Linked DNA regions of Homo sapiens: regions 2, 3 and 4 are each linked to region 1. The links are chromatin contacts, found by Hi-C or POLR2A ChIA-PET in ENCODE. All regions are on one chromosome and are shown on one strand. Each heading gives the region's core, a stretch centred on a gene start or an enhancer-like site at or near the end of the contact. The rest is flanking DNA. Distances are from core to core; before and after follow the strand shown. Region 1 holds the start of ANP32A (acidic nuclear phosphoprotein 32 family member A). Region 2 holds the start of ARIH1 (ariadne RBR E3 ubiquitin protein ligase 1). Region 3 holds the start of PKM (pyruvate kinase M1/2). Region 4 holds the start of MYO9A (myosin IXA).

Evidence for each region. A loop is a pair of places that touch in the nucleus more often than their neighbours do. ChIA-PET counts read pairs that join two places held with the same protein, here RNA polymerase II (POLR2A). Pooled maps may share reads with other maps.
Region 2: a loop to region 1 is called in a pooled map, with 15 times the contacts of the local background. The contact joins the promoter of ARIH1 here to the promoter of ANP32A in region 1. A Hi-C loop is called at or near these places in 1 of 37 single-sample maps with no recorded cell type and 9 of 50 pooled maps.
Region 3: a loop to region 1 is called in a map of naive thymus-derived CD4-positive, alpha-beta T cell, with 21 times the contacts of the local background. The contact joins the promoter of PKM here to the promoter of ANP32A in region 1. A Hi-C loop is called at or near these places in 1 of 168 maps with a recorded cell type or tissue (naive thymus-derived CD4-positive, alpha-beta T cell), 3 of 37 single-sample maps with no recorded cell type and 9 of 50 pooled maps. POLR2A ChIA-PET finds 5 or more read pairs at or near these places in 1 of 52 experiments (GM12878).
Region 4: a map of naive thymus-derived CD4-positive, alpha-beta T cell shows a loop between it and region 1 (16-fold over the local background). The contact joins the promoter of MYO9A here to the promoter of ANP32A in region 1. A Hi-C loop is called at or near these places in 1 of 168 maps with a recorded cell type or tissue (naive thymus-derived CD4-positive, alpha-beta T cell) and 9 of 50 pooled maps. POLR2A ChIA-PET finds 5 or more read pairs at or near these places in 1 of 52 experiments (activated B cell).

Annotation. Positions count from the first base shown.
Region 1 is chr15:68,818,994-68,823,956 of GRCh38, forward strand. ANP32A (acidic nuclear phosphoprotein 32 family member A) reads right to left here and starts at 1,902. Exons shown (of 7, transcript NM_006305.4): 1 at 1,705-1,902. The coding sequence starts at 1,758. RefSeq lists enhancers at 19-600, 601-1,182, 4,464-4,963 and silencers at 244-353, 1,854-2,103, 2,154-2,313, 2,384-2,443.
Region 2 is chr15:72,471,554-72,476,516 of GRCh38, forward strand. It overlaps ARIH1 (ariadne RBR E3 ubiquitin protein ligase 1), which reads left to right and starts at 2,777. Exons shown (of 14, transcript NM_005744.5): 1 at 2,777-3,461. The coding sequence starts at 3,087. TMEM202-AS1 (TMEM202 antisense RNA 1) reads right to left here and starts at 2,686. Exons shown (of 4, transcript NR_135678.1): 1 at 2,322-2,686. RefSeq lists enhancers at 2,141-2,240, 3,691-3,900 and silencers at 2,481-2,820, 2,672-2,868, 2,911-3,140.
Region 3 is chr15:72,228,128-72,233,090 of GRCh38, forward strand. It overlaps PKM (pyruvate kinase M1/2), which reads right to left and starts at 3,063. Exons shown (of 11, transcript NM_002654.6): 1 at 2,989-3,063. RefSeq lists an enhancer at 293-552 and silencers at 1,935-2,444, 3,005-3,504.
Region 4 is chr15:72,115,674-72,120,636 of GRCh38, forward strand. MYO9A (myosin IXA) reads right to left here and starts at 2,477. Exons shown (of 42, transcript NM_006901.4): 1 at 2,007-2,477. It overlaps SENP8 (SUMO peptidase family member, NEDD8 specific), which reads left to right and starts at 2,730. Exons shown (of 2, transcript NM_145204.4): 1 at 2,730-2,791. RefSeq lists an enhancer at 1,419-1,628 and a silencer at 1,829-2,598.

The sequences.
Region 1 (4,963 bases), core at 652-3,151:
CATAAGGCACTCGCACGTCTCCAGTCCACAGCTGCGTTAAGGCGGGGAGGGGGTAGACAAAAAGGATCTTGTTTTCAAAAGTCTCACTCAGGTTTGGGGGAGGAACTAGGGAAAAGAGGAAGCGAGGCCTGCCTTCGCCGGGATTCGGGTTTAACGGGCTAGAGGGGCGACAGGCCAGCGCACGGTGCTGCCCAAACTCCCAACTCCATGGAGCTCGGGCCACCGAGACTGGGGGCGTCCTCCCGCCAGCGCGTCCCCGGTCCCCCCAAGGGGCCAAGAGGGGAGCTGGCCAGGGTCTCCGCCCCAGAGCCGCCAACTCGCCGAAAACACTCAGGTTTGAAAGCGAGAGGGAGGCAGAAATAAAAACCAGCGTTCGAGTCACCCACCCTCACCTTCCCCCTCCTCAGGGGTAAGCTTTCGCTCGAGCCTCGCGATTCCCACCCGTGTAAGTTTCCTCCGGCCGTGCTCCCGCCGCTGCCCAATCAATAACGGCGGCTAGCGGGCAAACTCCCATCCTAGAGCTGCGTGTTTGCCATGCCCGCATAAACGTGGACCCAGCCAGTACCCACCACGGGCGCCAGCTCCGGGCAGCTCGCGTCCTGACAAAGTTTCCCGTGCCCATTTATTAAGCAGGCGCCGAATGGCTGCCGACAAGCCCAGCACTGAGAAAGACGGGCCGGGGGTTCGAGCTGGGGGGCACCAGGGCCCAAAGGCTGGCATCTTGGGGAAGCCGGAAGGAGCTGGGGCGAGGGGGCACCGGGACGTAGCCTTTGGGCAACTTGCACCAGCGATCGCTGGAGGCAGGGAGACGCGGGGATTATCTGTGCCTTAGCACGTTCGAAAATCCCTCCCCCTCCTTCTAATTTATCCTCCCTTCGGAAGGAAAGGAAGAAACATCAGCATCTGGCCCGAAGGTGGGGTGGAAAGAGTGAGGGAGAAAGAGGAGGAGAGGAAGGGAGGCAGAGAAAGGGAGGGAGGGAGAGAAAGGGCGCGTTCACGAACACTACAAAGTTACAAATATGGCTCCCCCGTCTCTCGCCTCATCACTGCAAAGAAATGAAGACGCACTTTAAACTCCAGCCATTCCCAACTCCGCTGCAGCCCCCTCCCCACGCGCTCTCCCCGGGGGCCTCGGCCCACATTTATCAGAAACTAAACCGGACTCGCGAAGCCCCAAACTTATTGTGTGTGCGAGCGAGCGAGCGAGAGAAAGGGAGGGGGGAGGCGCGGGAGGGGGGCGGAAGGGGGGATACATTTATAAAATGTAAAACCCCCTTTTTTTGTTGTTAAATCCAGGAGGCAGCCCCTCTCCTCCTCCTCCCTCGTTAATCTTCCCCCCAGACGGAGTCACGGGAGCAGCGATCTCCGAGGGTGATTTCGCCTCATTCTCTCCGACCCAAACGCGTGCGCCCGCCGGCCCCCGATGGGTGCACACTCGCACGCACACTCTCGCACCCACACTCGCACACGCGGGAGCACACGCACAGGTAGTCACACACCAAGGGCAGCGGCGGCGGCAGCCGGAACATGCTCGGATGGCATTGCAACCCCCCAGCCTTGCCAATTCGCTTGCAGTCCGACCCCCAAACCCGCACCTCCCGGGCGCCCCCCCCCAAAAAAAGTGCCTCCCCCCAGCGCGCACACACACACACACACACAAAGTAGGAGAATGGACCGACAGAGATATTTTTGGCAAATGCTCACATCAGAGGGCGTCCTGTTCCGCAGCTCTAAATGAATCCGTCTGCCCATCTCCATCTCTCGCGCTCTCTCTCTGCAGAGGCTCCCGCGCCGGCGGAATTCAATCAATAAACCCCGAACCCACGGCCGCGCGTTTTAGGACTTTGAAGGCTCAACCAGCTCCGCTCGGTTCTCGAGCCCCCAGCACCCGCGGCGCACACTAACCTGATCGCCGTGGAGGCGGGATCTGCGGCCCCATGGACGAGCGGCAGCGGCCCGAGCCAATCGCCGCCGAGGGTCTCCGGGCAACAGCCAATGGCAGTGGCGGCGGGGGGGGGAAGGGACCAATGGGCGGGCTGCGCAGCCGGCCAGGGAGGCTCGGCCATTTGGTAGTGGTGCCGGAGACGGACCCCTTTAGATTTCGGGGCGGCTGAGGAGCGCGGCGGCTGCTCTGTGGCTGAGTGAGGGGGGTGGGCGGAATGGCGGGGGAAGGGAAGGTGACTGTGCCTCGAGGGCCGAGCCGCCCGGCCTTGCCAGCCAGCCGCCGCCTCAGCGTTCGGCCGGGGGCGGGGCCGCAGGTGCGTTCTGCGAGGGGGAGGGGCGCGGCCGGAGGGGTCGGGTCGGGGTCCCCGCCCGGCCGAGGGCTTCGCGGGGCGGCGCGACGGGGTTGCGGAAGGAGGCGGGCGGCTTGAGGTCCGGGGACCGCGGGCTGCCCAGCGGGAGGGCAGATGAAAGGCCTGGAAGGAGGAGAGGGGTCAGGGTGCAATGCCGGGAGGGGCTCGTCGGGTCCCGGGTCCGGCGGCTCGCGCTGGGGAGCGTGGCTGCCCCCGTCACCCCCACCGCGGCTGCCCAGCAGCCCGCGCGCCCCTTCCCCTCCGGCCTCGTCCCTGTCAGGCCGCCACCATCGCCACCCTCGTATACATAAGTCAGTAAAAGCAAGATGCTTCCACTTTTGGATGACTTACCGCGCGGTCGCGACCCTTCCCACGAAGAGGCTTTTCACTTTGCTGTCATATTAGGTCAGCTTGGAAGAAGTGATCACCAAGAGACACCCAAGATCTTGTTTAGGCAATAAATGAATGAAGACCATGGATTAAGAACCGTTGCTAGATATGTAGAATATTAAAAGGTGGAAAAGGAAGGTGCTCATAACTCCTGGTTTTCTGGACCAAACATAATTTCTGGGCTTTATAGACCTAGTGAAAGAGAACGGCGCACGGTTTATTCTAATCGTCCACCTGAGTCATTCGGTTCGGTTTGGGTTGCCAAGGAGGCTCTAACTGGAGCCCTTTCTCCTGGTTTTTCGGCGTGGTTGCCTTGGGTATTTTTGAATCACATTAAGTTTTAAGAGACCTTAAAGCCCCGATGCCCACTGGGTTACCGACTTACGGCACTAAGTTGGCTGCCTGTGGCTGTTAATAAACCACGGGGATTGTTGTCAACGAGGACAGATACATCCTTACCTTTCCACACGACTGTATTTTAGTGTTTGTTTCTACATGTCTGCACTCTTCCCCACACGCCTCAAGGTAGTTTTTCTGGATACATATGTTTATTTTTCAGGAACAGGAGTTCAAAGGAGAGATAAGCCAGTATGTATGTTGCAAAGTTAAAATACTGTTGCATAATAGCAATCCAGTTTCATTCTTAGACATACGAAGTTGAGGAGGAAATAAAAAGTGACAATGTAAATAAAACACATACAGAATGCTTACACTGGGGAAGAAGCTGTAGTAACTTTAATATTGCAACCTGATGGATTGCAAGTGTAAAGCCCTGCAACTAAGGATTTTACTCAGTAAATTCTTTCAGATAAAATGATAAATGGAATTTGAAGTCTGATGTTTACTCTGATTAGGTGGGAAATGCACCATAAAAGTTAGAAGTCATTGTTTTATTTTATCTGGGTATAAATAGTATAATTTATTTAACTTGTTGACTTGCCTGTCATCCTCAGATTTTGTTAATCTTATTGAAGCCTATTTGTATAGTTGGAATTTATTCTAAGTTTTATTGGCTTCTTTGTAATACATGAGGAACCCCAAATTTCCTATTTATGCCATTGAGACAGTTGTTATTTCTGGATATGGTGTTTAGGATTGTATTCAAACAGAACTCTTATCAAAACAGGTCAATATGGTGTGTATGATCTGTGTAACATAGGAGTCCTGAAGTTTGTGTTCTCTTTGATGGTAAATGTTCATTTTCAATTTAAAAGTTTAACCACAGTTAAGACCACGCTGCTAGCAATGCAATATGAGACAGTGTCTTTCCAGAGGAGTAATCCCTTAAAAACCAACCAATCAAATGCAGAGATATGCCCCATCCAGCTTTGCTAAATAGAAGCAAATAGCTCACTTTATTGTACAAAGACTCAAGAGGAAGACTTAGAAGCCCACCCCCTCCCCCATTAAAGAGAAAGTACAGAAACAAATTAGAATCGAAAAAATCATGGCCTGATTACTAAATCAAAACGTTAAATGTGACAGTTGTTTTTAGAAGCATCTTACATTTATACATTTTGATGACTTTTGTATTAATGTTAGAAAATTGAAAGAAGGCTTCACTGGATGTCAGTCGTTACAGAAATTGAAATATCCAAAAGTATATGTATAACCAATTGAGTAATTTCCGCTTTCCTTACACACTTGAAATAAATTTTCTTTTGCTTTTACAAATAGATCTATATGTAAGAAAATTTTCATATGATTTTGCTTTTTTATTATTAAAAAAGGAATATAGTAAAGCCAAAGCTGAGCTGTATTTGCCCCACACAACATGACCAAATATAAAAAAAACCACTGCTCTTACAAATATCTTATTTTACAAAGTTGTTTTTTAAATTACATTTTATTGTATATTATAATAGTAAATAAGTGTTCTAAGTGGCACTGCATTTCAGAAAATATAGAAAGAAATCCCATATCAAGGAATCTTGGCTGAATTTTGAAACGGAGTTGGGAACAGGTAAGAGTTCCTATCTACTGAGTAATTCTACAACAGGAATTGTGTTTGAAAGATGTAGAGTCTCTAACCTCTGAAACTAGGTTTGAGTCACACTGAGAAGAATAAATGAGATACAATTCAAAGTTTAACCCCCTAGAGAGATAGATGGCCCAGGAAGGAAAGATCTTCCCGCCTTCCAGAATATCCTCCATCAAGAACCATTCCAAATAAATGAGCAGCCTATTTTGTTCTCAAAGACATGAACAATGAGTGTCCTTAGGCTCTTTTGAAATGTGTAGGAGAGTACTGTTTTACAAATAACCATATCGTTACTATT
Region 2 (4,963 bases), core at 1,527-4,026, 3.7 Mb after region 1:
AGATCATATAGTTTCACTCTTCTGCTTAAAACTCGTTAATAATTGCCACTGGAATAATGTAAACTTCTTAAGATGACCTACAAGGCCCCTACTGGCCCCCTACCTTGATCTGCTTTCTCTGACTTTATCCCTTAACACCCTCTTCTTTGCTCAGCATGTCTCAAGTCACATTGGTCCTGATATTTTCAAATTCCTCTGTGACTAAAAGTCACATGTTTTGAGAAGATGTGAAAGGGCAGGGCTGAAGTTTGAGGAAACTGCAAAGGTGTGAAAGAGTTGTCGAGAGTGGGAGAACAATCCAGAAAAATTTAATAGGATTGCTGGGAATTATTGAAGGTTGAGTTGTGCTTGGTGATTGAAATTAAGTAGGCTGGGTGTAGTGGCTCACACCTGTAATCCTAGCATTTTGGGAGGCCAAGGTGGGAGGATTGCTTGAGGCCAGGAGTTCCAGACCAGTCTGAGCAACATAGTGAGATGTATCTGTAAAAAAAAATAAAAAATTAGCCAGGTATGGTGGTGTGCACCTGTAGTACCAGCAACTCAGGAGGCTGAAGTGGGAGGATCACTTGAGCCCGGGACATTGAGCCTTCAGTGGTGATCGCACCACTGCATTCCAGCCTGGGTGCCAGAGCAAGAGTGTCTCCAAAAAAAAAAAAAAAAAGAAGAAATGTAGTAATAGAATACAGATGGCTATGCACATTTCTCTAATAGTGGTCAGCTGCTCCATTTATCAAAGTGGAGACTATGGATGGTAGGGTTCATTCAAGATAGGGGTACAATGAAAAGAAAGGTGAGGCAAAGGAGTTTAGGGTACTGACGAGTGTTACTGAATTTTTCTGTAGGTAATATCACAATGGAGACGGGGTGGACAGAAGTGTTCCTTGTGTCCATGGCTTGCCTTAGTTGTGGCAGCAATCTAGAATTGCTAAATAGAAACACTGAATCAAAGAACCTAGACCTGGCTGGGCGCTGTGGCTTATGCCTGTTATCACAGCACTTTGGGAGGCCGAGGCAGGTGGATCACCTGAAGTCAGGAATTCGAGACCAGCCTGGCCAATATGGTGAAACCCCATCTCTACTAAAAATACAAAAATTAGCCTGGGGTGGTGGCATGCGCCTGTAGTCCCAGCTACTCAGGAGGCTGAGACAGGAGAATCGCTTGAACCTGGGAGGCAGAGGCTGCAGTGAGCTGAGATCACCACTGTACTCCAATCTGGGCAACAGAGCGAGACTCCGTCTCAAGAAAAAAACAAACAACAACAACAACAACAAAAACCTAGACTACCAGTATTGAGGTTAAATGCTTTACTTTGTAAATCCTGAGGTTAAGAAATATAATTATCGGTATTTTAAAACTTACAAAATGGACAAATTGGAAGAGGCTTTTTAACATTATAATGGAATTTTTCACTTTTCAAAATCAATTTCCAAAGGGAACCTATAGGTTGAACAGTAAGATTTATCAACAAATCAGGGGTTTTGATTTTAAAAGGTTTTCAATCTGGCCAATTCTTCAGATTATCTCAAGAGGGAGCCTTCTTATGCCTCTTCTTCCTTCATAACACTTCTCTGGCTCGCATGTCCTGTTTGCAAAGATTTAAGCCCACTCTTAGGCATAAAATGCTCTTAACTGACATGACCCCTGACTAACTTGCCTAATATTTTGCCATGTACCCTCCATGCACTTTAAGCTCCCCAAACTATTACTTACTTGACACCTTCTGCGCTTTTGCTTGTTCTCTGCGGCTAGACCATCTTCCCTACCTTCTCTGTTGAACTCCTAGCCATTCATCAACACTCAGCTCACATAGCACACTTTCAGATGAGATTCAAGCATTATCTCTCTGGCTACATTTGGCCCTTGTAGATATTTCTATTATTGCCTGTATTTTGTTGAAGCATTCATGTCTTTTATGTACTACATAGTACATAATATATCTACATTACAAAGCATTTTTATGATTCATGTTTTGGGGCATCCAGCGGTTAAAATAGGGCAAGGGTTATGTGGTCTTGGCCAGGTCCCTTTTCCTTTCTGAGCTTCAGGTTCCTCAGGTATAAAATGGGTACTATGGCTCCGTGAAGATGAGACAGAATATATGTAAAGCCCTTACACAGTGCTCAATTCATGAAAATCATCGCTGTTTACATTGTTTAGGGCCCTCAAGAGGCGCTCTTGTCAGCGGGGTGGAGGAAATGCCTCTTTAAAATGACGTCATTATAGGAGACTTAAAAACCACTGCACGTCTGTACAAGTGGACAGAATCACACAGCTACCTAAAGTGGGTTCACCTGTCATACAGTTTAGAGGTTCCACTTACAACAGGTTTCCATCAGTAGCCAAAGCAACAGAAATTTTAGCTTAACGGCTGAGGGCTTCCGGGATTACCGCAGGGCGGGCGGGAAGCGCCTTTCCGCTCCGGAGGGAAGGCCGCGTCCCCAAGGGACTGCCTAAGTGGGCTGGATCCCTATGGCCTGCGGCAGACACCACCACGTAGGCGGTCCAGGGGTCCCTCTCTCGGTGACTGGTGACCAGGAGGCCGCAATCTCTTCACATAAAAGGTCTACGGGTTTCCGCTCGGCCCTCACAGCGGCAGCGGATCGAACCAGGAAAGCAATTCCCGCTCGGCTCCCCTCGGGTCCCAGGCCCAGGAAGGCCGGGCCGTGGGGTCTCCCCGGGCTCCACGCAGGGGCGGTGGGGCGGGGCGCAGTGACGCAAAGAGGAGTGACGCGACGACGCAGCGCGACGCGGTGACGCACGCCCCTTTGTTGGCTCAGTAGCGATAGCAGCGGCCGTGGAGGTGGCGTTGGGGACTGTTTTCTCTCGGAGGCCGGAGCGGAGCCGCGTCTGACTGAGGCGGGCAGCAAGCGGCCCCCTCGCTCCCTCCCTCCCTCCTCCGCGCCCTCCCCGCCGCCACCAGCCGTCAAACGCCAACCGCCGCTCCTGGGGAGGAGCCGCGGCTCGCGGGGCCGGAGCCAGGCCTGCGTCCGGACATCAGCCGGAGCCGGAGCGAGAGCCGGGGCCTCGGCGTCCCCGCCCTCTCCCCGCCTCGGCCAGCGTCCGCCGGGCCCCCGCGCGTCGCGCCATGGACTCGGACGAGGGCTACAACTACGAGTTCGACGAGGACGAGGAGTGCAGTGAGGAGGACAGCGGCGCCGAGGAGGAGGAGGACGAAGACGACGACGAGCCGGACGATGATACCCTGGATCTGGGCGAGGTGGAGCTGGTGGAGCCCGGGCTGGGCGTCGGCGGGGAGCGGGACGGACTGCTGTGCGGGGAGACGGGCGGTGGCGGCGGCAGCGCTCTGGGGCCCGGCGGTGGCGGCGGCGGCGGCGGCGGCGGTGGTGGTGGCGGGCCGGGGCATGAGCAGGAGGAGGATTACCGCTACGAGGTGCTCACGGCCGAGCAGATTCTACAACACATGGTGGAATGTATCCGGGAGGTCAACGAGGTCATCCAGGTGAGGGTGGCCGCCGCGCCAGCTGGACCGGGCCCGACGGGGGAGCGGATTCAGGCGGCACGCGCGGTCCCGAGGGACAGGCCTGGGCCTGGTGCGCAGCCTAGCCCGGTGCCTCCCGGCCTTGTCTTCTCCGCTGCCTCTGCTGGGGATAGAGGGTGTCGAAAGCAGAGGTTCGCCGATTAGCCGGGTGTGGGGAGGTGCGCTGGGGGCGGTGCTTCCCAAGTCCTGCTATGGCGGAGGCCTTCGGTCGCCTAAGCCTTCTCTTGCGGGCAATTTCTGCCAGTCCCTGGGCCGGGTGTCCTTTCTCTGGCCGGGCGATCGCCTACTGGGGCGGGGCGGAGGAGGTGGGGTGGAGAAGAGGAGTCAGGAAGAATTGGGCCCTGACGGGACTTACCCCGGCCGTAGCCTCATTTGAGCACTTTTGGAAGGGATTAGAGTAGGCCTAAGAGCAGCTTGGTGTACAGTTGCCCCAAGTGGGCACCAGTTAATAAAGAAATGGATCTTGGCAGTCTCAAGTGCCTACTTAAAGGTGGGGGAAGGGAAGTATTTCTCGGAAGAGGTGCTGATGGGCCTTCTTTTCAGATGGTGAGGCTTCTGCTTACATCTTTTTTATGTCTTTGCTGTTTGGGACCTAATTGCTACTTTTTCTAGTCGTAGCAGATGACTTGCTTGAAGCTGTTGGAATAGTTACTGCATATTGCATACCCTTCCTTGTAGCTAAAACAACAACAAAACGCAGTGTTGTCTAATATTGGACAAGACTCTATTGTGAGTTAGAAAGCAGAGGTTTTCTGCTTGTGAACTCCTTTCTCTGATATTTTCTATTTTGTGGTAAGTTAGGCTTGGTGTAAGTTGATAACCACATCTCATTTAACCATGTGCGTCAGATTTTGCATTTTTGAGCTTTAGAAACTCAAAAGTTTTCATTTGGGGAAAAAAAAAACCTCAGTTCTCCTGAGGAGTCAGGGATATGGCTGAAGAATAAAAATGAAGCTTGATTCAGTGCAATTTTTAGAAAACCTGGAAGGAAACATATATGAGCAGCAAGTTACTATTGCCTCTTTTATCAGTATTATTTCTTTTTTGTTTAACTTAAATTGGTTGGCTAAATATTCATTGACAAATTAGAAGTATGTCACTGTCAACTCGTTGACTTTCTATTATTAACTGATTTTTATAGTATTATAAGTAACAGTTTTAAAAATTGAAGCATCTATTCAGGCACTGTTTCAATACAGTGTTTTGCATAATAGAAAAATCTCTGATATCTAGTGCCATTACTAAATAGTGGAAGTCTTCATTTTTAATCTAGAGAACACAGTCTAAGAAGGAAGTTGAGGATTGTAGAAGATAATTTTTTGTTTGTTTGAGACGGAGTCTTGCTTTGTCGCCCAGGCTGGAGTGCAATGGCGCAATCTCTGCTCACTGCAACCTCCGCCTGCCGGGTTCATGCAATTCTCCTGCCTCGGCCTCCCAAGTAGCTGGTACTACAGGCGCGCTCC
Region 3 (4,963 bases), core at 1,813-4,312, 3.4 Mb after region 1:
TAGACAGGAGACCAACATCCATACATTTTGGCTCAAGTCAGTAACTGAGAAATGAGTTCAAGAACCTTCTTTAAGTCATCATTAATCAAGTCCCAGGAGAGGCGGCTGTGCCCGCTACAAAAGGGCCAGGAATGAAGCTGCACAGACGGCATTAGCTGGGCACCGGGCTCTGCCAGTCTACACTTAAGCTCTTAAGGCAGTACAGAGAACCAGGTGACCCGGACCAATCATTTTTTAATTAGTTGTGGCTTTTTTTTTTTTTTTTTTTGAGAAGGAGTCTCGCTCTGTCGCCCAGGCTGGAGTGCAGTGGCGCGATCTCGGCTCACTGCAAGCTCCGTAGTTGAGGCATTTTTAATTAGGGGAAATGCATGCTTCATTATCTGACTCACTGAAAGGGGAGAAGGGACTTTTTAAGCCTGCAAGAACCACAATGTAGTTTCCCCACTCACCCAGCGAAGATAATTCTCTCAAAAGCAGAATAATTGAAAGGTTGAGTCATCTTCCCCACAGAGCCCCACTCCCCCACAGATTTGGTGATACGTTACATTTCCCTTCCCCACAAGACAGCCCACTCCTGCCCCCACAGCACCTCAGGCCACCAAAGGGCAAATTATTTGCTAACAACGCTGCAGCAGGGGAGTCCTGACCTCCATCTCCTCTGTGACCTAGGGAGTGGCCACACCCTCAAGACGGCCAACTGGGGGCTACTGACCCTGGCTCCAATCCTAATCTCACCAGCAGGCAGAGCAAGTCAAGGGCTGGAATGTTCCTCTGGTAGGTAGTATTCTACTTACAGCGGAACACCAAAGGCTTAACTCAGCCCCTCCTTGCCTGCCTTTGTCTACAGGTCCCAATCTCAGATGACCAAAAAGCATCTGCTCCAAGCAGAGAGTTGGAAAGTTACATTATCAGTTACTTTGTCAATATTAAACCAGATCCCTTGGGGAACTGGTTTCCAGGAGACACGTGGTTATTCAGAGAGCCTGATTCCTCACGATTAGCTGTAGGCGTTTGGGGACAGTAGGAAGACAATGGATCAAGGCCCTTATGCTCAATTGTGGACTAAGTAATTGTGCTCAAAAATAATATATTCAGTCACAGGCTTTTCTTCTGGGTATTTCGCCAGAGATTAGACACTTACTGAGTGTGCCACATCCACGTAAGCATGAATCCTTTCAACCATCATGAGGAAAATGTTACTCCCAGTTTTCCCAGGGGAAACTGAGGTGTAGAGGCTGAACTCCTTCAGAGTCTCAGGAAATTAATGAGTCAAACCTGATTCTAAACGCCTTTTTGACAACTTCCCAATGTCTCTCTCCACGTGGACCTTCACTGTCGGCCTCACTTTAACCCGTACCAGCAAAGGTCCAAGCCCTGGGTCTGGAGTACGTAGATTAAGAAGCCAAGGGATGCCCTTACATGACTGAGTCTTTAAATGATCTTCAGACTGGAAGGTGCTTTCCTGCATCTTCTAATCCAGTGTGCTTGCCACCTGGTGAGACCTTACGAGGCTTCCTGTCCCCCTCCCTCCCACAGCAGGAAGCTCGTACCCCACTCCCAGCATTACAGGAGATACATTTTAAGATTGTGAGCTCGGTGGGCTATGACTCGTCTAGTCATCCTGGTCTCTAACTCTGACCCCCAAACAGCCCTTGACCCACACCGTTTGCGTTCAGTGAACGCGACAGATTTCCTGCCCCCTCCGTAACCAGATCCCCACCCCACCCCGCGGCCTCCGCGTTCCACAATCAGGACGCATTTGTTAAAAAATGTGCCGGATAATTAAAAAAAAAAAAAAGAAAGAAAAAAGAAAGGAAAAGAAAGAAACGTGCCGGAGAGGCGCGGAACGGGCGAGGGCCAGGAGGCCCCAGCAAAGCCTGCAGAGGTTTATCCCGCCCGTTACGAGGCCCAAGGCCATCGCCCGGTGAAGCGGGGTGGGCCCTGGGCGCGGCCGCTACGTGCAGCCCGGCCGCGGCGAGATGGAGCGTGGTCCCTGGCGGCCACCCGGCAAGGGCCGGTCGAGCTCTCGGGCCCCGAGCCATTCCCAGGCCCTCGCAGGCCGCCCATCTAATCCCGGCCACAGGGGACGGCACCGCGCCGCAGGGGCAACCGCCCTGCCTCCCGGCAGCGGGGCAGGCCAACGTTACGTAAGTCTCCAGCTGCCCCCGGGCCGCCGCATCCCGCCCGCCGCGCGGGGCACCCAGCCCAGCCCTCCGCCCGCCCGCCCCGGACACGGGGCCTCAGCACCGCCCGAGCCTGCTGGGAGCTGGGAGGCGGTGATGGAAAAGGGGGGTGGGACCGCGCTCGGAGACCGGAGCAAGTGGGCGGGCGCGACCAGAGCAGAGAGGGAGGGAGGGAGCGGACACGCCAGGCGAGGAAGGGGATGCGGGGGAGCGGACGTGACCAGCAAGCAGGGGGAGGGGCGGCGAGAGGGAACTGGGGCGCGGGAAGGGCGGTCGCGCATGAATGGAGAATGGACGCGGGAGGGGAACCAGAACGCAGTTTCAATGAGTTACACAGAAAGCATTAGAATCAGGGGACACGCACAGCTTGAAGAGGAGGGGGTGGAAGGACCAGACTTAAGGAGGAAGAGGGGAAAACGAGCACGGAACAGGCGGCGCGGAGAAAGGGGAAGCAAGGGTGGAATCAATCACGAGGGACCGAGAGAAGGCAGGCGAGGATGGAGGCGCATTGAGGATTGGGGCAGGAGGAAGAGGATGGGACCAGAATGAGGGGGTAGGGCTGGGGCGGGAAAGGAGCCGGCGGACCCGCCTGATCTGGAAGGAACGGCGCTGGGGACTTCTGAAGAGCAGGCCCCAGGCGTGAGGAGCCGTTCTCCTCTCTCTGAGCTCCACTGCATCCCAGACGCCCTGGATCCTGCGCCGCCCTGCCTGCGTGCCCGGGGCCGGCCGGCGCGCCGGGATTCCGCACTAGCCGGGCGACTGGCCCTTGGTGGGGACTGATGGCGTAGCCTCCTGCACCGCTCACCTCCGGCGCTGACCGACTCGGGCTACGCTGCAAAGACGAAGAGATCCGGAGCCACGGCGCGTGCAGCTGCTGTGCAAGGAGCCACTGCCTCAGCCTCAAGGTTATCCCGCTGCGGGCCGCCGCAATCCCTCCGCCGCCCCGCCCTCTGCCCAATCCCGGCTCCGGGCGACCCGGGCCCCGCCCCCTGCGTCCCCGCGGGCGCAGTCACCTTCAGGAGGAAGCGCGGCGGCGGCGGCGGAACGCGCGGGCAGGTTGCCCTTTCGGTGGGACTAAATTCTGCGGCGGAAGGACACAGATTCAGAGTCACATTTTAAGAAACCTGATGACCAATGGGGACGCGGCGGGGCAACGGGGCCCGCCCCCGGAGCGACTTTCCTCCCAGACCCCCGGGCGCCGGGCCACCTGTTGCCGCCAAGTTGGGCTGCCAGATGGGGTGTCTTTTCTTGGCTCTCGGCCCAGGCCACCCCAGCTGTCCCGGCCTACCTGGGCAGGGCCCAGATTTATGGGTTCCGGGGCAGCATTCTCCCGGCCCCGCCCTGCCACTCCCCACTCCTCCGGGTGTCTGCTCTGGCGCACCCTCGGAGACTGAGCTGAACGGAAAGTTGGGGAGAGCTGCAGACTTGTGCGTGGTTGGAGGTCCTGGCCGCCTTCGGAGGGGCTCTGGCACTGGAGCGGCAGTAGGGAGAACTAGGGACTGCGAAGTGGGCCTGGAGCGGGAGCGCGAGGCCGTTTTCCTCTTAGGACCATTCATTGTGTTAGGACCGCGGAACAAGGAAGGACCGGTTGGGGCCATGTGAATAATTTAGTAGGGTCTGGAATCCTGCAGAGCGAATGCCTCAGAGTAGAAAGTAAATAGACGGTGTTGATATTAGCGCAGAGCTGGGCATCTGGAAATATCAAGTCAGAACATTAGGGCCGATAACCTATGCAGGAGTCAGCATTTCTGTTTTCACCTTTGTCGTGTTTAAGTCAGTATTGTTGGAACTTTTCTTACATTTTTCTACAAGACATTTTCTGATTTCCCAGTTGTTAGCCAGCAACTAATGATGCGAGCAGTTATCAATTAAACAGCTGTTAACTCTTGCCTTCATTCACAGATACAATGTTGCGCATTCAAAATGTGAAGACCGTTCTCTTAGGTTCTTTTTTTATTTTCCTGGCAAAAGAGACCAAATGGGTGTGACCTGCTCAGGCATACCCGCTGCCTGCAGCTGAATCACAGGCCTTCATTCGCTTCCTGTTAGCTCAGATAAGCTGGGAGGAGACAGTGACAGCCTAAAAGTAAATTTCTGTTTGAAGTGAGATAAAAATCTTTCACTTTCTTCTGTAAGTCTTTCCTGGTCCCTTTAGTTGTTGTTGGGAAGGAAATGCTTGATTATTAAGGTGGTGAAAGAACATGAAGTTGTTGAGAAGGAAAAAAGACATGCCCCCCTAGGGAGGGTTAGATTCCTCTCTATCAGAGAAAGAGGGATGGCATAAAAGTCCCTCCCTGGCCCCTGAGCTGAGGACAAACTAAGAACAGTGGTGGACAACACTGGGATGGCAAGGATCTGGCCGATGCTGGACTATATTGTATTTTAAAGTTCTAAATTGTCTGGGTGCAGTGGCTCACGCCTGTAATCCCAACACTTTGGGAAGCCGAGGCCGGCGAATCACATGAGGCCAGGAGTTGAGACCATCCTGGCCAACGTGGCGAAACCCCGTCTTTACTAAAAATACAAAAACTAGCTGGGCATGGTGGTGCACGTCTGTAATCCCAGCTACTCGGGAAGCTGAGGCAGAATCGCTTGAATCCGAGAGGTGGAGGTTGTAGTGAGCAGAGATCACTCCACTGCACTCCAGCCTCCGTGACAGAGCCAGACCTTGTCTCAAAAACAAACAAACGAAAAAGTTCTAAATCTAGATATGTTCACAAGACTGAAATGTACATGTAGAGTTGATGGCAAACTAACTCCTCAGTTGCAGATTTTGATCT
Region 4 (4,963 bases), core at 1,227-3,726, 3.3 Mb after region 1:
TCCCCTGCTTTAAAATCCTTCAATAATTTAATAAATATTATAATCATCATCACAGCTAGTCACACTGTGGAAGCTCAGAGGTTCAATGAGAAATTTAGTTACATCCTTTCTGTAGGTTCAACATAAAAGAATCATCAGGAATTTTTTTCAACTCACAAAATTATTTAAACATACATATAACATCAGACACATTTAAAAGAAAAGCATGTAACATTGTTGGTAAAAGCAAAACACCAAAAATAACCTCCAGTCCACAAAAATGGAATACTATCCAGCCAGTAAATGAGGCACTTCCATATGTATTGTTAAGAAATGACCTCTAGGATGTAGTATTAAGTAAAAAAAACAGGCTATGTATAGAATGTAAAGTATGCAACCATTTGTGTACAGTGTCTTAAAAATATAAATGTGTAGGTTTATATATTGGAAATATCACAGAAAGGATACACATGAAGCTGGAAATAGTGGTTGCCTCTAAAGAGGAAAAATGGGTGGCTGGAGAGTGAAGGCGGAACAGAAATTTTTACTACATTACTCTTCCGAAACTTTTGGCTTTTACGTCTAGTTATTATCTATAATTTTAATGTGATTTTCTCCTGTTACTTTAACATTTTTTACTGTGTGTGTGTGTATGACTACAAAGACCTCTTTATATTTCATCTTTATACCAATATTAAAATTACGTACTGATCATTTGATGCAACATTACATTTCTTTCTTGACAACTCAGGAGCTCAACTTCTACAAACATTTTATTCAACATTTTACTGCTATTGAGAAGGCTGTTGTTGGTAATGACCTCAGTGAACACTGCATGATTTCTGTACTTGCTTCTTGGAGAAGCAAGACAGCAGCACCAGGCAACAGAAGTTTATTATTAAACCGACATCGAAGCATTCAGGGATTAAGGAATGCTACAAATCTTATTTTTCTAGCAAATCCAAAAAACAGTGAATCCAAAAAAAGTCCCCTAGTATCCTTTAAAAATAAAAATAAGAAACAGTTCTAGTATCTGCAGCAATCGACAAGGAGGTGAAGTAATACTACAAGACGACATAGTTATATCCACTAGTGCAACGTGATTTAATCCTTACAGAGGTCCCTAAAACATCAGTGCTGGACAACCTCACACGTTCTACACAGAACAGACAAGACGAGGTGCAGGCTCTGTGACCTTATAATGGCACACACACAACTGGCCTCATGCTTCCATAACTTCACTCTGCCTCCCACTTTTTTCAGCCCAACCCCTCCAAACATGGGTCTCGGTCGGTCCCCTTAAGCCACAATGGAGGGAATACATTAGGCTAAGCAAATATTCCCTCAGGATTTCATGGCAAAGCCCTTTCAACCAAAGAAAGGATCGCGACTAAGGAGAAAGATAACAAGGTTTGCTTGAGGAGAGGTCTGTTGAGAGAGGCTACAGTCGGTGGTGGGAGAGAAGCCAAAGTCTGTGACGGTGTCTAGAGGGACTGACACCACATCTACCGGGAGTAAGAACACCATGACAGCGGCTATCTGAAAGCCGTGATGGCTAGGGTTAGTGCTAGTCGGCTTGGTGATGAGCGAGCTGGGAGGGGTTCTACTAAGAAGAGTAGGGCGAGGGGCACATGGGGGACGCAATGGGTTAGGGGGCGGTCGAGACTTTGCCTGAGAACTGTAATCACGTCAGCCCAAGGGAGGATGTAACGTAGTCTAGAAGCTCCATTAAGAGTCCTAAGGGACTCTGAGGGGTACTAATGGGGTCTGCTGGGTTGGGGGGACCGTGACAGAATCTCCGGGGAGGCTGGAGGGCCGGAATGGTGCCCGGCCAATGGAAGATACAGGGGGTGGGGTCTACTGGGGATCCGGGGCCGTGATCTGGTGTTTGGGAGGCTCGGCGCAGACCCGCTCGCGGGGCGTCTCCGCTGGGACGGGGCGGGGCGGCCCGACCGGAGCCAAATAGCGAGGCTGAGACGTGGGCCAGGACGGGCTGCAGGGCCGCTGGGCGCTTGGGCGGGTCTTACCTCGGGCTCCGCCGCGGTGGCCACCGCAGCCCCCTCCTCTTCGACGGAAGCTGCCTTCCACCCTCCGCCCCAGGGTAGGACCGGAGATGGCAGAAGAGGCCGAGGCCACCGAGGGTCGGACGGTTCCGGGAGGGTGGGCCCAGCAGCCTCAGGGTCCGGGCGAGCGGCCGCGGCGCATCCCCCGCCCTGTCAGAGAGACTCCGCCCGGCCTGAGCAGGCACATCCCCCGCCGCACCCCGCCCAGAGAGCACGCGTTGGACCGCCGCCTCAACCGCTGCCAGCGGCCGCCTCTGCCGGTGCAACTACTGCCTCCGCCGCCGCCTCTCGCAGTCCGGGCTGTCCTGTACTCTCTCAACAGACACAGCCAACCGCCGCCGCGTCCCTTATCCGCTTCGGTCGCGCGCCCCCGACCCCGCGCACGCGGCCCCGCCCCGCGCGACTCCCCGGCTGCAGGCGAGCAGGCGCGCGCGCACTTACCTCCCACGCCCCCTACTGCCAGCACGGGTCGGCCCCGCCCTGTCCCGCCCCCGCACGTGACGCCACTGGAGAGTACAGCGTGCGCTTGCGCAGACACGCCCCCTTTCCTACGCCCCAGGCGGCCCCGCCCAAATTTTTTCTTCTTCACCTTACGGCAGAGCAGGGAACTCAGCTTTAGATTCTCCCTGTACTGGAAAGGGATGTCGCAAGGTTGGGGACGAAACCTCTGAGTTTGCGACCGTAGCTGTCGCTTTCCGGCCAACACAGAGGTGCCTGAAGGCTGGTTGGGGTGGTGAGGCCCGAGGCAGGTAAGAAGCCTCCTCCCCACTTCGGTTTGTCTCGGCAGTGGATCGCTCTCCCACCCACTCAGATTCTGGCGTATCCGTGCTCCCTCCCGATTCTGGACCTGGATTCTCAGCGCCGCCGGTCATAGCCCCCGCCCCTTTTCAAACACGCACGCTCTCTCCACCCACTGCCCCCTCCATTGTCCCCGCCCCGACCTCCGTTTCCATTCATTTCTCAGACTTTTCACTGAGTGGTTTCCATGCCTTGGGTTCCAGAATGTCAGAGGCGAATTAAGTGGTGTCAGCTTTTTGAAGTGCTTTTGTATAGGAGACCGTGAGAGAATCCGCAGTGGTAGTACAATAAAGTGACAATAGAGAAAAATGCACGGGATGCTGTCTGCGCACAGAAGAGGGGTCCCAGGTTGTGTAGGAGGATAACGTGAGGAAGCCCTTTCCAGGGTGACTTTTGGGTCACTTTTAGAGGACTGTGTTAAAAGACTAGTAATCCAGTACCTGGTCAAAGAAATACGAAAGGAGGTAAAAGCAGAATAACGGGCGCAAGAGCATGTGACAGTGGTGGTCTGAAAGAGAAAAAAGAAGTAAAATAAACCTGATGGAAACCGTACTAGTGTAGACTTCCCTTTAAAGAAGCATCGTTATAAAGTTAGAGAAATGAGGAACGAGAATATGGCCCTCAGGAATGTTTTCTGTTTAGGTAGAAGACTCAAAAGCGTACCATGAAACCGAGAAGTGGCCTCTTCGAGGGTGAGGGAGGCTAATTTATAAGATCAAGATCACTAGTGGAACGCAACCTTGTATGTGCATTTGAATCACCTGGGAAACTTTTTGTTAAATAAAACCAATACTGTTGCCCCACTCTAGACCAATTAAATTCTGGGTTGTGCCAGGTGTCATTACTGTTTTAAAGCTCCACAGGTGACTCTAATGCTAAAGATTGAGACTCACTAAACTAGAGAGAAGGAAGTTGAGACAGTTGGCTCTGTAACATTAAGATGGAGGTCATTTAGCCGGGCGCGGTGGCTCACGCCTGTAATCCCAGCACTTTGGGAGGCCGAGGCGGGTGGATCACGAGGTCAAGAGATCGAGACCATCCAGGCCAACATGGTGAAACCTCGTCTCTACTAAATATACAAAAAATTAGCCGGGCGTGGTAGCAGGCGCCTGTAGTCCCAGCTACTCGGGAGGCCAAGGCAGGAGAATGGCATGAACCCGGAAGGCGGAGCTTGCAGTGAGCCAAGATCGCGCCACTGCACTCCAGCCTGGGTGACAGAGCGAGACTCCGTCCCCGCCCCCAGAAAAAAAAGATGGAGGTCATTTAACTACAGAGAGGCTTGGAGATGGAATGAGAAACTTGAGCGGCGTTATGTTTGGAATAACTGGTCTGGGAAATGGGAGAAGGAGCCACTCTTGCCTTTCTCTTCAGCACTGTTCATTCCTCAGTGTTTATCAGGTCCAAATTAGTTACTTGTCTCTTTGCTCTCCCGTTCCCTTCCGTCCAGGATTGGTCAGCTGTTGTCTCCAGCCTTAAAGCTCAAAGGCCATCCCCACTTCTGTCCCCAAAATGATCAGAGCTAAGCCAATTTATGAGATGCAGAGACCAACATCCAGAGCTAAGCCAATTTATGAGATGCAAAGACCAACATCCACTCTCATAGAGATTACTACATACAGTGCCTTGCCAATTTAGAATCTTTTTCTATTATTTATCATTTAAGTTAGTAATGAGATATAAAGATATTTAAAATACAGCTCAATTAGGATGGAAAATTACCGTATTAGGGAAAGCAGGCCTTTAAACAAAGAATTCACTTGGCAGGCAGAGAAGCTGTATGAGGTAAAGACCAAGACAGTGTATGGCTGCTATCTATTAACTAGGGTTAATCCAAAAACCTGTCTATCAGACCCAGATAAGAACGAGTTATTGTTGTCTAGTATGGCTAGAGCATAGTATGGAGAGTAGAGGTGGGACAGAGATGAAGATGATAAAGTGGGTGTGAACAGATTATGAGGAGCCTTGAATTCCATGGTGAAGAGTTTAGATTATATTACTAGAAGTAATTAATAAGTACAAAAAAGGTTCTTAACCTCTTTTACCCAGTGGACCTTGTTGGCAGTCCACCTTATAGATTCAGTCTCAGAAAAATGTTCTTAAATATATAAAATAGAATACGTAGT